2 separate regions of the Homo sapiens genome follow, and region 1 is linked to region 2. A link is a loop called in an ENCODE intact Hi-C map of the cell type or tissue named here. Cell type or tissue: heart left ventricle. All regions are shown on one strand. Each heading gives the region's core, and the rest is flanking DNA. Links, peaks and the distances in the headings are about the cores only.

Evidence for each region. Peaks named below come from ENCODE experiments on the same cell type or tissue, not always from the same donor. Only the 100,000 strongest peaks of a DNase experiment are listed, where the experiment ranks them.
Region 1: a loop joins it to region 2, with 7 times the contacts of the local background. A loop is called at or near these places in 4 of 110 quality-filtered maps.

What each region holds. Positions count from the first base shown.
Region 1 is chr2:140,159,993-140,168,342 of GRCh38, forward strand. No RefSeq gene overlaps it. Among named protein-coding and RNA genes, the nearest start is that of LINC01853, 46 kb to the left of the region's middle. In heart left ventricle, for the core only: a CTCF peak has its summit at 4,663 (motif pointing right); no DNase peak of the experiment used is centred there.
Region 2 is chr2:140,860,166-140,868,515 of GRCh38, forward strand. LRP1B (LDL receptor related protein 1B) reads right to left here. Exons shown (of 91, transcript NM_018557.3): 26 at 7,934-8,098; 27 at 7,425-7,669. Among named protein-coding and RNA genes, the nearest start is that of MIR7157, 280 kb to the left of the region's middle. In heart left ventricle, for the core only: a CTCF peak has its summit at 3,770 (motif pointing left); no DNase peak of the experiment used is centred there.

The sequences.
Region 1 (8,350 bases), core at 232-8,231, 700 kb before region 2:
TTTATTTTGTATCCTGAGTTGCTCCTGTATCCTGTATTACTGAAGTTGCTTATTAACTTAAGAAGCTTTCAAGCTGAGTTTATGGGGTTTTCTAGACATAGAACCACGCCATCTGCAAACAAAGATAGTTTGACTTCCTGTCTTCTTATTTGAATACCGTTATTTCTTTCTTTTGCCTGATTGCCTTGGCCAGGACTTCCAATACTATGTTGAATAGGAGTGGTGAGAGAGATCATGCTTGTCTTGTGCTGGTTTTCAAGGGGAATGCTTCAGGCTTTTGCCCATTCAGTATGGTATTGACTGTGGGTTTGTCATAGATGGCTCTTATTATTTTGAGGTATGTTCCTTCAATATACCTAGTTTATTGAGACTTTTTAACACAAAGGGATGCTGAATTTTATTGAAAGCCTTATCTCCATTTATTGAGATAATCATGTGGTTTTTGTCTTTAGTTCTGTTTATGTGGTGAATCACATTAATTGATTTGTATATGTTGAACTGACTTTGTATCTCAGGAATAAAGCCTACTTGATCATGGTGGATAAGCTTTTTGATGTGCTGCTGGGTTTGATTTGAGGGTATTTTGTTGAGTATTTTTGCATCAATATTCATCAAGGATACTGGCCTAAAGTTTTCTTTTTCTGTTGTATCTCAGCAACAAGGTTTTGGTATCAGGATGATGCTGGCCTCACAGAATGAGTTAAGGAGCAATCACTCCTTTTTATTTTTTAAGAATAGTTTCAGTAGGAATGGTACCAGCTCTTCTTTGTAACTCTAGTAGATTTCAGCTGTGAATCCATCTGGTTCTGGGCTTTTGCTTTTTTTGTTTGGTAGACTATTTATTATTGCCTCAATTTCAGAACTTGATATTGGTCTATTCAGGGATTCAATTTCTTTTGGGTTCAGCCTTGGGAGGGTGTATGTGTCTAGGAATTTAACCATTTCTTCTAGATTTTCTATTTTATGTGCACAGAGATGTTTATAGGATTGTCTGATAGTTGTTTGCATTTCTGTGGGATCAGTGGTGATATCTCCCTTATCATTTCTGATAGTCTTTCTTTGAATATTTTTTCTTTTTTATTAGTCTAGCTAGCTAGTTATTTTATATTTCTTAAAAAAAAAACAGCTCCTGGATTTGTTGGTTTTTTGAAGGATATTTTTGTGCCTCAATCTCCTTCAGTTCAGTTCTGATCTTGGTCATTTTTTGTCTTCTGATAGCTTGGGGATAGTTTACTCTTGGTTCTCTAGTTCTTTTAGTTGTGATGTTAGGTTGGTAACTTGAGCTCTTTCTAGCATTGTGATGTGGGCATTTAGTGCTAAAAATTTCCCTCCTACAACTGCTTTAGTTGCATCACACAGATTTTGGTACATTGTATTTTTGATAGCATTTTTTTCAAAGAACTTGATTTCTGCCTTAATTTTATAATTTACCCAAAAGTCATTCAGGAGCAGGTTGTTCAATTTCCATATAGTTGTATTATTTTGAGTGAATTTATTAATCTTGAATTCTAATTTGATAGTGTTGTAGTCTGAGAGACTGTTATGATTTCAGTTCCTTTGCATTTGCTGAGTAGCGTTTTACTTCCAATTCAGTACCATTCAGGACATAAGCACAGGCAAAGATTTCATGACGATGATGCCAAAAGCAATTACAACAAAAGCAAAAACTGACCAAGGGGAACTAATTAAACTAAAGAGCTTCTGCACAGCAAAATAAACTATCAATAGAGCAAGCAGACAACCTACAGATTGGGAGAAAATGTTTGCAATGTATCTATCTGACAAAGGTCTAATATCCAGCTTCAATAAGAAAATTAAATTTACAAGGAAAAAAGAAACAACCCCATTTAAAAAGTGAGCAAAGGATATGAACAGACACTTCTCAAAAGAAGACATACATGTGGCCAAGAATCATATGAAAAACAGCTTAACATCATTGATCGTTAGAGAAATGCAAATCAAAACCATAATGAGATACCATCTCACATCAGTCAGAATGGCTTTTATTAAAAAGTCAAAAAACAATAGATGCTGGTGAGGTTGTGGAGAAAAAGGAATGCTTTTACACTGTTAGTGGGAGTGTAAATTAGTTTGACCATTATGGAGGATAATGTGGTGACTTTTCAAAGACCTAGAGGCAGAAATACCATTCAACCCAGTAATCCCATTACTGCATATATGCCTAAAGGAATATAAGTTGCTCTATGATAAACATACATGCACATGTATGTTCATTGCAGCACTATTCACAATAGCAAAGAAATGGAATCAACCTAAATGCCCATCAATGATAGACTGGATAAAGACAATGTGCTACACATACACCATGGAATACTATTCAGCCACAAAAAGAGTGAGATCATGTCCTTTGCAGGGACATGGATGGAGCTAGAAGCCATTATCCTCAGCAAACTAACGCAGGAACAGAAAACCAAATCCCACATGTTGTCACTTATAAATAGGAGCTGAATGATAAGAACACATGGACACATTGATGTAGGGAACAACACACACTGGAGCCTGTCAGAAGGTTGGAGTGGAAGGAGGTAGAGCACCAGGAAGAGTAGCTAATAGATGCTGGGCTTAACACCTAGGTGATGGGATGATGTATAGAGCAAACCCCTGTGGCACACATGCAGGATGTACAGGTTGTGCTCTACTTCTAACCTGCACATCCTGCACATGTATCCCTGAAAAAAAATAAAAGTTGGAGGAAAAAAAAAGTCATACAAAAGGCCACAAAGTACATAAGAAAATGCTCAACATCAGTAATCATCAGGAAAATGCAAATTAAAACCACAATGATCTATCACGTCATTATAATGGTATTTATCAAAAAGGCAAAAGCTAACAGTTTTGTACACTATTGGTGAGAAATTCGCACAGTCTTTTTGTAGAACAGTGTGGAGATTCCTCAGGAAGTTAAAAATAGAACTACCGCATCATCTAGCAATCCCCTTTCTGGATATACGTCCAAAATAAATAAAATCAGTGTGCCCAATTAAAAAAATGTTTAAGTTGACACAAAAAGCATAAGTAAGAATAAATGAGATGAAAGGCAGGGTGATGCCAAACATAGCCCATTGGCAGCTGATCTGCATGTTGTTAAAGGATACAACTTCTAGGAATAATACACGAAAGTGAAAGGGAAATAATGATTAGTCAGATTACACGTCCTGTCTCTCACAGTTTGCTATTCAATGCCAAGAAATAAAAAGCACCAGAAGTGTCATAACAGGTATAATGTTTCATGGGTACAACAGTCCATTTAACAGAGATATAAAAAATGGAGTGTTTTTGACTATTTTTTAACCTTCTGTCAGATGACTTACCACAAAAGCTTTCAGGTAAATTCAATTCCATTGAGCATTAGCTACGTTAGCAATACTCCAGTGATGCCCAAAAGTTCATCTCCACATCATTGTTTTTCCTTTAAAGACCCTCTTTTTTTTCTCCTTCACATCCTACTTTGAAATGCATAGAATTTGGTCTCTGCATGTCAATTCCCAATAGTATGGTTTAGCATTGAGTATGTATGCTGGTGGTGTGAGAAGGAGAGGGCTCTTTGTTTGTGTGCTGGAAAAAAATACCAGAAGTTAGGTAATTTATAAACAATATAAATTTATTTCTCACCATTTTGGAGCCTCGAAAGTCCAAGATTAAGGCATCATCAGGAATGATGTCTGGTGAAGGCTGTGCTCTTTTTCCGAGATGACACCTTATTGCTGCATCCTCTGGAAGGGATGAATGCTACATCCTGACATGGTGGAAAGGACAAAAAGACAAGATAAGTTTTCCTTGTAAAAGGATGCTAATCCCATTCATGAAGGCAGAACCCTCATGGCTTAATCACCTCCCAAAGGCCACATTTATTAATACTATGGCATTGGGGATTAAGTTCAATGTAACATTTGGAAGGAGCACCATCATTCAAACCATAGCAGTTCATTCCATTAGGATATAGTGGACTGACAACATGGTGGGAATTATGCATTCCATCTTGTTAGACTCCAGAGCTCATCTAGGCTGGCCCATGGGCTGATGTACCTCTATTTTGGCCACAGCCAGGTGCTGATGTTGGTGCACCTTTAGTCCCCTCCCAGCTCCCTATATGCAGTGCATGTGTACTTACCTAAGGTGAACCCCCTTTTCCCACATTGCTGATTCTTGGCGTGGTTTCTTGGCTCTCTTATCCAGCCAGACTCAGTAGTTTGCTGCAGGCCTGTGGGAAAAATACCTTTCCTCAGGTGTACCTCACCCTCAGATCAGTGCAAAGCTGAGCAGGTAACTGAGCACCTCCTCATGTCTTCATACCACCATCCTTTTTTCTGGGGCCTAACTGTGGGGCTTCCTTTCTTGTTCTTCTAATGAAAAGCAGCACACCGGCCTCCTCTTCACTAATATTTCCCATTACCTTGCAAGAAACTCCTTTGCTTCTTTCTCATCCTTCTGATTTCCTTGGGAGAGGAGACACAAACACCACCTTCTGTACCTGCCTTTCCCCACCTCATCTCTCTGTGTCCACCAATGCCTCACTCAGGGTTTTTCAACTTTGGCACTATTGATATTTTGGATCTTAGCACCATTGACATTCTTTGTTGTGGGGTTTGTCCTGTGTGGGTCAGATGTTGAGCAGCATCTCTGGCCTCTACCCACTAGATGCCAGTAGCAACTCTCCAATTGCAACAATCAAAAATATATTCAGGCATTGCTGAATGCCTTATGCAGACAAAATAGACACCCTCTGCCCCCAACAAAGTAATAGTTTTGTTTACTCTAGGGCAAAGGAGAGAAATGAAGTCTATCAAAATAAATCAATTTTTAAATGTTTCCACTCTCTCGCCTGAAATCTAGGATTTCTTATTCTCCTCTAATCTCAAGGAGACTGTAAAGTTGGCATTTTTAATTTGCTGAACCCTGGTAAACTCTCGTCTTCTTTTCCACCTCCGGGTAATTATAACCCCAAGTCTCCTGGGAAAGCAGAACAAATATTTCATACCAGTTGGTGCTTCCAGGCCACACATTAATATTTTACATGTTATCTGTCACATGGTTTTACCAAACATCACAAGAAAGGACTTATTGTACAGAGTTAATCATGAAATCATTTCTAACATTTTGACCAATGTAATTATTTGTTTGCTTTTTTTTTTAATGTTAAAATGTTTTCCATTTTGGTGGTATAGAAACCACCAAAAAAATTTTAAAAGCCAAGCAACAGCTATATGGCTATCCCCAATAAATCTCATATTACATAATCTTACTTTTCAATTTTCTCACCTTGGACTAAATAATCATTAGATTATTTATATTTACAATCCCAAACTGCCATTATTACTCCCTGCTACTAATCTGTCACATCTTATCTTCTCAACTTTCTACCCTCTGATTTTTCTACTGTTACAGAGGCAGAATGATTCTGAGAACAAGTCCCATATACTTTCCTGGTCAGGCCAAGCTGTGCTTTTTGAATATGATACACAATCCAGTAGATAGACTTCTAGGAACCACGTACATCATTTGGTCTATTTTAAAGCGGTTGTTTTCCATCTCTATCTATGTGTTTAGTAGTTTTACAATTAATATATGATGTATTTAGGTGTAAAGAAGAAAAGCAGTTTGCAAAGAGAATACAATTTTAAGTTTAATGCAACCTAATGTAATCAATCAGTAGTATTTAACAGAGAGAGAGAAAGAGTACTGCAACTGTTCTGACTATATACTAGTCTAGTTCATTTTAATGTTCCTACTATAAATGTCTGCATTCACACATTATTATAAACAGGAATCTAAATCATTGTAGCTAGTTTTATGGTATAAACAAAACATTAATAGGAACAACAAATTTAGGAGCAATAATGCATTTTCAAGCAAGGGTATTTTTCCCGCCATGTTCTAAAAACTCAAACACATAAATAACCTGATAGCATAATTCTTGAAGTGTATATTGTACCAAAGACTAATTATTTTTCTATAGAAATATTGTTAGAAGATTAAATTTTAAAAGGTCACTTCTATTGTGAAATGAAGCTAATTAAAATTATACTTAAAAATGATGGAGATTAAGTTTGTCTTTGAGACCTTATTTATTTTGGACATTCTAATGCCCACTATAATTTTTGGTACATAGTAGGAGTTTAATAAATATACACTGAGAAAAGAAATTATTAGAAGTATTACAGTATAATATGTGTGCTGGATAGAGTAATAAAAAGGAAGACATTTGTTACAGTTTTGAAGTGTGCCTGCACAAATTAAGTGCTCAATAAAAGTTTGTGATCTAAGATGTGATCGTGGGGAAGTGGAAGAGAGAAACCACAGAGTGCTGACAAAGCATTCACTGCCTGTAATAGCCCCTCAATGAGTTCGGCTTCCTGATATTCACATCATTGCATAACTCACTCCCCTTGAGAGTAGACTAGACCTAATGAATCACCTCCAAAGAACAGAATAAGGTGTGAGGGGACGTCGTGTCTGCAGTTAGGTTATTGAAAACCAAGACTTCAGGCCGGGCACGGTGGCTCACGCCTGTAATCCCAGCACTTTGGGAGGCCGAGGCAGGTGGATCATGAGGTCAGGAGATCGAGACCATCCTGGCTAACATGGTGAAACACTGTCTCTACTAAAAATATAAAAAATTAGCCTGGCGTGTTGGCTGGCACCTGTAGTCCCAGCTACTCGGGAGGCTGAGGCAGGAGAATGGTGTGAACCCGGGAGGCGGAGCTTGCAGTGAGCCGAGATCGCGCCACTGCACTCCAGCCTGGGCGACAGAGCGAGACTCCGTCTCAAAAAACAAACAAACAAACAAACAAAGACTTCAATCTTGCTAATGCTTCCCCTGACTCTTTTTGCATCCTTACTCAGATGAAGCCAGCTGCCATGCTTAAAGGTCTTTTACGGAGATCCACTTGGCAATAAACTGAGGATGGCCTCTGGCAACAGCCTGTGAGGAACTAGGTCCCTCAGCCCAACAGCTCTCCCGGAACTGAATCTTGACAACAACTATGTGCTGGATCTGGAATGTGTTGCCTCCCTCAGTAGAGCCTTAGGGTGACTACAAGCCCATCCAACACACTGAGTACATACAGCCTCTGAGCAACCTGAATTCATGGACCCAGGGAAGTCATGCCCAGAATCCTGACCAATAACAACTGTCAGAAAATTAATGTTTTAAGTCACTAAGATTTGAGGTAATTTGTTACACAGCAATATATTTCAAAACAAGGTCTCTCAGGAAATGATTTTTTGTCTTTGTCTATAAAACCACTATAATTCTGAGGTCAGTAAACCAGGTAACTCGTGTGATCTAAAGGTTATACATTAAAGAATAAATTAATAAAAATAACCATTGTTTTGTTTTTCCACAATCACTAAACTATGAGTTTTATCTAACATCTTGCAAAGAGATAGGGAAATACACAACAAAACTCTGGGATCTAGAAAAGGGGTATAAATGGTTGTCATAAACAAAAATAATAGCTGGTAAAGGGATGAGGCAGTTGCTTATAAAAGCAATAGAGAAGAAAACGTGATGTGAGTGGTTGGTGAATGGGTAATTTTCTCACTCAAACAGCTGCTGAGCCCTTGCGATATACCACTCATAGTGAGAAGCTCTGTGGATACAAAAATGATCAAAAATTGCTCTTTGCTCTCAAGAACATTGTGGTATAATGAAACAGACAGGCACACACAGACTTGCATACACACTTTCCACTATGAAACAATGTGATGAGTGTGAAGAAAGATGTTTGTGTGGTGTGTAACAGAGAAGCATTGACTTCTCAGAGGATGTGTCAGGTGTGTCCTCTGGGAAGCAGACAGTGAGGCAATATTAGGCAGGTGTGAGCTTTACTGGAAGCTAACACCTGTGGAAGGTAATAGGCAGAAAAAGCAGAAACTGACAGGGGGAGGCTGAGAACAAAATGTGGAGCTATCAGTGTCTTGTCCAATAGAGAGCTCCTGAGCAAAGATTGTCCTTTGAAAGAGTCTTGCTTTGGCCTAAATTCTAGCCCTTGTAATTTTTCCCTGCTCAGTAATTGGTTAGAAATAGCCTGATTCTTCACAGTGGGGATTCCAGGAAGGATCTCTTAAAGCATGGTGCTCTTGAATTGAGTTGGAAAGGGTGGAAATCTAGGAATGAGTGAGGCAAAAGAGCCAACAAATTGCATGTTCAAAGTCACAGAGGCTTGACGTGGCACTCTGTGTGGTTCCAAAAGGGTGGGGAAAGAATACTTGTGGAGAAACAACCAGATTTGAGCATAGAGAGGTGGACAGGTGTTGGATAATAAAAACCCATATATCTTATATAGTTCAAGCTTCATCTTAAAAGCTATAATGACATTGAAGTATT
Region 2 (8,350 bases), core at 25-8,024:
CTCTATGTGAAGCAATTCATTCTGATTTATTCACTCGTTCATTCATGGGCCAATTGATGGATGTCTTATAAAACAGGGATGTGAAATGGAGACTGAGTTAGAGTATAACTGGTATGATTACATTTGATCTAATTATTGTTGTAACTGTGGAGAAACCTCTCAATGTCTTACTCATTCTCTCTTTTTCTGGGTTTTGATTCTTTTTTAAAAGGAAGTCATATTATTATCTAAAACAGTTTGTATATTTACTAGTTGCTATGTTTTCAAAATAAAATTTAAAAGGAGCAGTTGAGTCAGTAGCCTGACTTTGAAAGTAAACTAAAATGTTCCTGCAAAAATAGTACTATTTTTATCAACAAACATTTAAGACCCCTTTAAACCAAGTTCTGTTTACATGAAAAATAAGTTTCTACAAAAAGAGAAAAACATAATTGGTGAAAATCTAACAGATAAAGGGTTTGCAGCACTCTGTAATTAAAATAACAATCACATTCTTGAAAGATTTTTTTTTTTTAATTCCAATTAGAGCAGCTAAGGAAAGAAACACAAAAGAAAACAGAAAAACCCAGGGTGGTAGATTCTTGCTGGGTTTATGAGAAAATTTAACCCTGCACCTGGAGTGGTGATGAAGAAAACACCTTTGGGCTGAGTGAGGACACAGAGAAAAATGACATGGTAGATGGGTGGTAGAGAAGAAGCATACAAAAGAAGAGTTAGATTTCACTTTCTCCATGGTTACAGACAACTCCCTTACAGGGTGGGGGAGGAGAGTTTGGCGGCAATGTGTAAAACGAAGTAAGAGAATTGTGCATCTATCTATCTATCTATCTATCTATCTATCTATCTATCTATCTATCTATCTAATTTATCTAATTTATCTATTTAAGTTATTTAACAAACACTTTTAAAGTGCTTAGTACTTGCCAGGTATCTTCTAACTGCCTAAAAGAGACTAATGTGGCCGGGCGCAGTGGCTCACGCCTGTAATCCCAGAACTTTGGGAAGCCGAGGAGGGCAGATCACCTGAGGTCAGGAGATCAATATCAGCCTAGCCAACATGGGGAAACCTCATCTCTACTAAAATTACAAAAATTAGCTGGACAAGGTGGCACGTGACTGTAATCCAAGCTACTTGGGAGGCAGAGGCTGGAGAATCGCTTGAACCTGGGAGGCGGAGGTTGCAGTGAGCCAAGATCGTGCCACTGCACTCCAGCCTGAGAGACAGAGTGAGATTCCATCTCAAAAAACAAAGAGAAAGACTGATGTATTTAATCTTTATAACAATTCCATTTTACAGATTTACAAACAAGCAAACAAACAAATACTAATGTAGAGAAACAAACTAATACTAATGCACAAGAAGTCAGGATTTGACAAATTTGGAATTTGAACCCAAGCAATCTGGCTCTAGACTAAGCTGATTGCTATGAAGGTATTTTTTTTGGAATTTACTGTTTGACTGAACAATCTAGTTCTATTTAGTAAATTATATTTTGTAGTAAAAAGAGTTGAAAGTTATACTAATAGCTAATGTCAGACCTATTTAGGATCACGAGGACATATGCAAACAAACCCACTGAAATTGCTCTCACTAAAATTATCACTGACCTTTTTCCAGGTTGCCAAATCCAATGAATGCATTTATGTCTTTATTTTTATTGGCTTTTCTACAAAAGCAAATACTGTTGGCTAGTGTTAGCTTGAAACTGTTCCTTTTGTGTGTGTGTGTGCGCATGCACACGCTTTCTCTTTTTGTCCTGAAATCTGTTGGTGCCCTTTTTCTGAGCATTCTTCTTTGCCTTCCTTTTTAGTGTTGCAGTTTCCAAGGCTCTATCATTGCCCTTTTTCATTTTCTGTAATACTCTTAAGAAATCTTATCTACATTTTGCCTTCAATCTACAATTGAATAACTATGAAAGTTCTAGTTTTAGACCAAAGCTTCCTTCCTTTTTAGCCTTAAATATTCAACTGTATCCCAGAAGTATCTCAAATTCAGCACATTTCAAAGTTTAATTTTTCAGATAATCCTTTAAGTGAAGTGTCTGCAAATGATGGCCTAAAGGCTAATACTGGCCGGTGAGCAACTTGTTTGTACGGTTGGAAAAAAAAACCAAATGAAGAATACTATTTCATGGCACATAAAACTTGTATGAAATTCAAATTTCAGTGTCCAGAAATTAAGTTTTATTGGCACACAGCCACACTTATTCATTTCCCATATGACTGCTTTCACATTACAACTGCAGCAGAGTAACTGCAACAGAGAACACATGGCCCACAAGTCCTCAAATATTCATTATTATTATTTGGCCTTTCACAGAATACATTTGCTGACCCTCTCTCTTAAAGCCATCCCATATTCTTCCTCCTTTCCCCAGGTTTCCCACTCAAATCTCTATCACCACTTTTTAATGATTTCAACTCTAAGTATATCTCATCAGAGACCATTTCACCTACAAGCATCTCCCAGATTTTGGCATCAGCCACCTCCTGATCTACTGAAGTAGCTTCCTGTAATGGTTATCTTTATATGTAAATTTGACTAGTCTAGAGAATGTCTAGATAGCTGGTAAAATGTTATTTCTGGGTGTGTTTCTGGAAGAGATGAGTATATGAATTAGTATACTGGGTTAGAAGTTTCCTGCCCTTGCCATTACAGGGAAGCATCATCCAATCTGTTGAAGGCCGAAATAGAATAAAAAGGTAGAGGAAAGGCAAGTTTGTTTCCTGTTTGAGCTACGACATATATCTTATCCTACACTCCATAATTGGCACTCCTGGTTCCTGGGCCTGTGAACTCCTGGACCTGGACTTATGCCATTATCCACCTACCCTTCCTGGTTTTTAGGCCTTCAGATTTGGATTGAGTTACACCACTGGTTTTCCTGGTTCTCCTGTTTGCCTACAGTAGGTTGTGGAACTTCTTGGCCTCCATAAGCATATGAGTTACTTTCTAAAATCAATCTCTCTATCTCTGTGTGTCTGTGTGTGTGTATATATATATATGTGTTACACACACACACATATATATTCTATACATACATACACACACATATACACTTCAATCCTGTCTCTCCAATCAATCCTTTACAAATTTCTATCATGCAAATCTGTTCTTTTTACTCCTTTGACCATTTTTTAAAAAATTGTTTCTCTCCTTTTCTTAGAGGAATGGTTCTGAAGGCAGCATCATATCCCCTGGGAATTTGTTAAAGATGCAAAATGTCAAACCCCACCTAAGACCTACTGAATCAGAATCTCTGGGTAACGCCCCCCAATATGTGTTTTAATAAGCCCTCCATTAATTTTAATGCACACTTATGTTTAACATCATTGGAACCATTTATCCCAGAGGAAAAAACTGTGTATTTCTTTGTGGGGATATTATTTGAGTGTGAGCATGATCTGACCCCTGCCCAATCTTGTCTCTGATTTATTCTTTCCTCACTTGCTGCTTCGATCTGCAAATGTGAAAATGCAACCCCTCCAAGTTAGTAATTTGCCTCAGGTAACATGGCTAGTGACTGACATGAGGGAAGAATTAAACTTAGCTAATCCCAAGGTTTGTTTCGTTTTTAGTACCACACCCTGCTACTTTTAAATTTCATTTACTATACTCTTACATTCAAAATCCATCTATCATAACAATGATTGTATCTATCCTAATTGTTAATTTAGTCTGTTCCTCCTCTTAGACTATAAACTCCAGGAAGGTAAGGAAGTTTGTCCAAGGAGAATGTCAAGAAAACATGACTCTCTACTGCCATCTGGTGATATGATGCAACAATTCCAAGAGGAATATATGTGCATTTAATGTCTTCTGCTTGCAGAATGCAGTGAGTAAAACAAAAGCTTGGCTTCAGACTTCTGTTCAGATAACAGAACGATTATCCCCTGGCTGTTAGACCTTGAGCAATTTACTTAGTATTTCTCTGTCTTAGGTTCCTCATCTGTGAAACTGGATGGCTAACAATTTTTCTCACGGAAATGCAATGATAATCAAGTTAGCTGCTATTATAATTATCGATATTGTTATCAAGGACTTAGCTAGACTCTATAGTTGACACAAAGAAATAAATGAAACACTGTTCCTTAAATATTTTATAATCTAGGCGAGTAGGTAAGACAGAGTTAGGAAATGATTAATGAATAAATAAATAAATAACCATACAAGCTTTAAATGCTGAGTCCTTATGGTGTTAACTATGAATGTAGAGGAGGTAAAATTTGAGCTAGTATAAGAATTTATAATTGGTATGTGTGAGAAGGAGTCTTAGATGGAGAATTGTTCCTGCAAGTCTTTGCACACATTGAGACTAACAACTGTAAAGTACTAATAAAAATGATATAAGTGCACATTTATATTACAAAGTCATAATCACAAAACCATTTTTATTTAATGCTTCATTATATAATCCCAGATCTCATTATCCAAAGAAAAACTAACACATGACCCAAAAAGTGTTTATTGTAAATGAGTGTTATTGTTGCTATTATTTTTTAATATACCTGAAACTTAATTAATAGTTGTATTTTACTGATAAAAATATAGTTAGATTAGATGGCTTCGTGAATTATATATTTTTAACTTAAAGAAAAACCTACATTGTGTTAAATGGTGATTAAACTCAACGTTTACAAGATCCTATGATTTAGATACATTATCTCCAGTTTGAAAAAGCAGATACAGAGAAGTTAAATAACTTGCCAATAATGTCCAATAACACATTAATAGCTGAGACTCATGAATCTGAAATAAAACTATGCTAATGATGAAGGGTACATCACGCAATTAATAAATCATATGTTTAGGATTTGAACCCAGGCCATGCCATTAATTCTAAGCTTGGCTCCCTCATGCTGTAAATTTTTCTAATTAATATTTAAAATACCCACTACTGCTCCTTCATATTGCATATGTTTAAGCTGTGGTTTGTTTCTTCCTAATCCCATATAACAACAACATTAAAAACCAAAGAGATCTAAAATATATTTCTAAAATATTCTGCTTAAATATCCAATAACCAATTTGGAACTTTGTGTGCATAATGAATGCTTACTTGTAAGAAAACTGGTGCTGAAACTTTTATTAATTTCCTACTTGGAGGATTAGATAATGGCAAATAGTATTTGTAACCTTTATTTCTTTAATTTGTGAAAGATATATTTCAATTTTATAGTACTGAATGTCATGTATTTTTTAAATTTATTATTTGTTTCATGAACATCATGTTATTATTCACCAGAATACGGGCTATTATTATTGTATTTGTGTTAATGCTGAGCCTTTGTCACCATTTTCATTTTAATTCTATCCTCGGTAATAAAATAGTCGATATGTTCCTGCATCTTTTTTCCCTAGCAGTGGAAGTGTTACTTCACTGAAGCAGATAAACAGGACAGATAATGATTATTATATGCTCAGTGATCCTTATAATGGGGAAAGGTAGAATGTTCTCTGATCACTCTCAAAATTGCAAACTGACTGAATTTCATTTAGGAAATAGCAAGTTCTTTTCATAGGTGATATTCTCTAAATGTATTTAAAGACTAGAATATTTGCCCTGAATCCTGGGAAAATATGTTAAATTACATCCACATAGTAAAATCTTGCTTATTTTATGTAAAGAGGAAAAATCATATATAAATCATATTTTGAGTTAAGGAAAGATGTCAAGGATGCCTCCCCCCACCAAAAAATGACAATGAATGTCTCGTTTCTTTCCTATATATGCATAAATATCAGGAAAGCTTGAGAGTATCGTGGTTCTTCCTGTTCTATGAATTTACTAAGGGTCATGCCAATGCAGGCGAATTAGACAGTGCAGTTAGTAAATGAAGGAGAAGGACATTGATCCTATTTTGGGTGAGGAGGAATGATGCAATACATAGATGATGCAATACATAGATGAAGGCCATTTTTCATGGTCCAGTTCATTTAGATTGCACTGAACATACAAATTATTATTACTACAAAATGCCAAACAATCTGAGGGACAAAAATACAGTTGTGTAAATAATTTTGCACTTGAAATAATCAAAACCATTCATATCTTATAAGTGCTTGTCATCTACAGTGTTTGCTTACAGCTAAGCATTCCTCTGTTGAAGGAAATTCTAGAGAAGCGTATTTTTTCATTATACTAGTGGCACATTGCTGGTCAGAATAATAACTTCTTGCCTTATTTAAATTTAATCAAATTCAATATATCTACTAAATCATTATTAAATGCAAAAATGACTAATCTATATACTTTTTTCTATAATGTCCTCATGCTTTTTAGCTTATAAGGTGAAAGAAGTCAAGAGTAGAAGAAAAAAATTAAAGTTATTGCTCACCTATGTAAGCAGTAGATATAGAAACCATATGTATAGAAACTCCCATGTAGCAAAGAAGGATCAATTATGTAAGAAAATAGAAACTGAGAAATTGAGAGTATCTGGGAAAATAACTAGATTCAATCAGATTGTCAGAGAAAGGACACAGAAAATTTTGCAGATGAGATTTTGGTAGAATAAATAGTATCAAGGGAGAATGAACGCAACACACTGAAGAAAGACAAAGGAGAGCCATGTGATATTGTCAACCAGAGAGGTAATTGGTTTTAGTCAAGTCTAAAAGATACTATAATACAAATTTTAAAAATAAGGCTCGATGTGTGGAACAAATGCCCTACATGCCAATGAGTTAGAAGGTCTGCTTATTCCACACTGAAAAAGAAAGAGAAGGAGAAGATGCAAGAGAGAGCTTGTCATCTAAGAATCATGAATCTAAAATGAAAACATGCTAATAAAGGGGTCATTGTTTGCATTCAAATGAGATTTCCAAGGGTTATATCACATATAATGAGGAAAAAGTATAAAAGGATGAGCTGACGTTACACCAAATGGGATACCTCATGGTATCCCAGTGGGGCAAAAAGTGAGAATTAGGATAGGAACACTTGGCAAACATTGAGTGGAGGAAACACAATCACAAAACCAAGATGGGGTTCACTGTTGAACCAAAAGGTGAAATACGGAATACATGGGGAGAGGTAGCACATATGGGCCTGTGAACTCACTTCTCCTAAAATAGAGGAACTCAGGCAAATGGTTCACCCTTTCTCATGTACCACCCCCTCTCTTCCCAATATGCTACATGGTAATAATCTAAAAATTAGGGGATTTAGTTTAAAATAAATATACAGGGGCATCTTAGGAATTAAGATGCCCCTAAATATTTATATGTAAATAAAATAAAAAGGGAAAGAGAAAAAAATTCTAAACCAGTTAAAATAAAGGTTGAAACCACTTCCCTCATAGAGTATGCGTAAAATGTCAATAACTTTTAACTTATAGAAGTTATTTTATACTTCAAATATTATATGATTAAGATGATAATACTTTCTGGGTGGTTAATCCATAAGTGAACAAGCACTTACCCTGTGGCTGGCGACTGGGATGGTATATCTGAAGGTCAAATGGCTGTGCACTGGTTTTCTGAATCACACTGACATTCTGCCCTGTCCACTTATTGGCTTTGGACAATGTGTTGGTCCTCCAGTCTGTCCAGTAGACTTCACTCCCATATAGAGACACAGCAAAGGGATGGGAAAGGTATTCATGACCTCGGATGATTTCTATCATGTTTGTTCCATCATAGAGGGCTGAATAAATAGCATCTGACCTACAGAAAGATAAATACATGAGTAGTTTGTCAAAACTCATTCAACTAGTCCAGAGACATAATCATGTAACTCAGCTAAATGACAAAAAAGGTATTTTATAAATATTTTTATGGGTCTGTATCTGATTTGGGGCAAGCAAAAAAAAAATACACCTCCAATTTTAATATATGTATACATGATACTGACATGTTAGGACACTTTCCAATGTTGTAAATATTATCTAAGTAAAAAAAAAAATACAGAAAAGAGATGATTTTTTAAACCTGGCGTCTGTCCACACTATCCTTTTCTCAAAGTGGTCCACAGTTAGTCCATTAGGCCAAGCCCCAGTTTTCATGTCTTTATAGATGGTTTTTCTCCCAGCACCACTCATAGAGGCAGATTCAATGCGAGGAAAATTTGCATCCCAGTCTGTCCAGAAAAGAATTCTAAAAAAAAAAAAAAAAAAAGAAATAATACTATTGTTTCAGTCATTCATTTCACAGATATTTATTGAGTGCCTACCATATGCTAGGCACTGGATAGGTGATAAGTCACAAGAGAAACAGATGTATTATCTATCCTCGTGGGGCTTATGGTCCAGTGGAGGAGCCAGACTAAATAAGTGCATAAATATATAATTATGACTCATAAAATATTTTGAAAAAAATTGCTATGAGAGAGAATAGCAGGTGACTGAC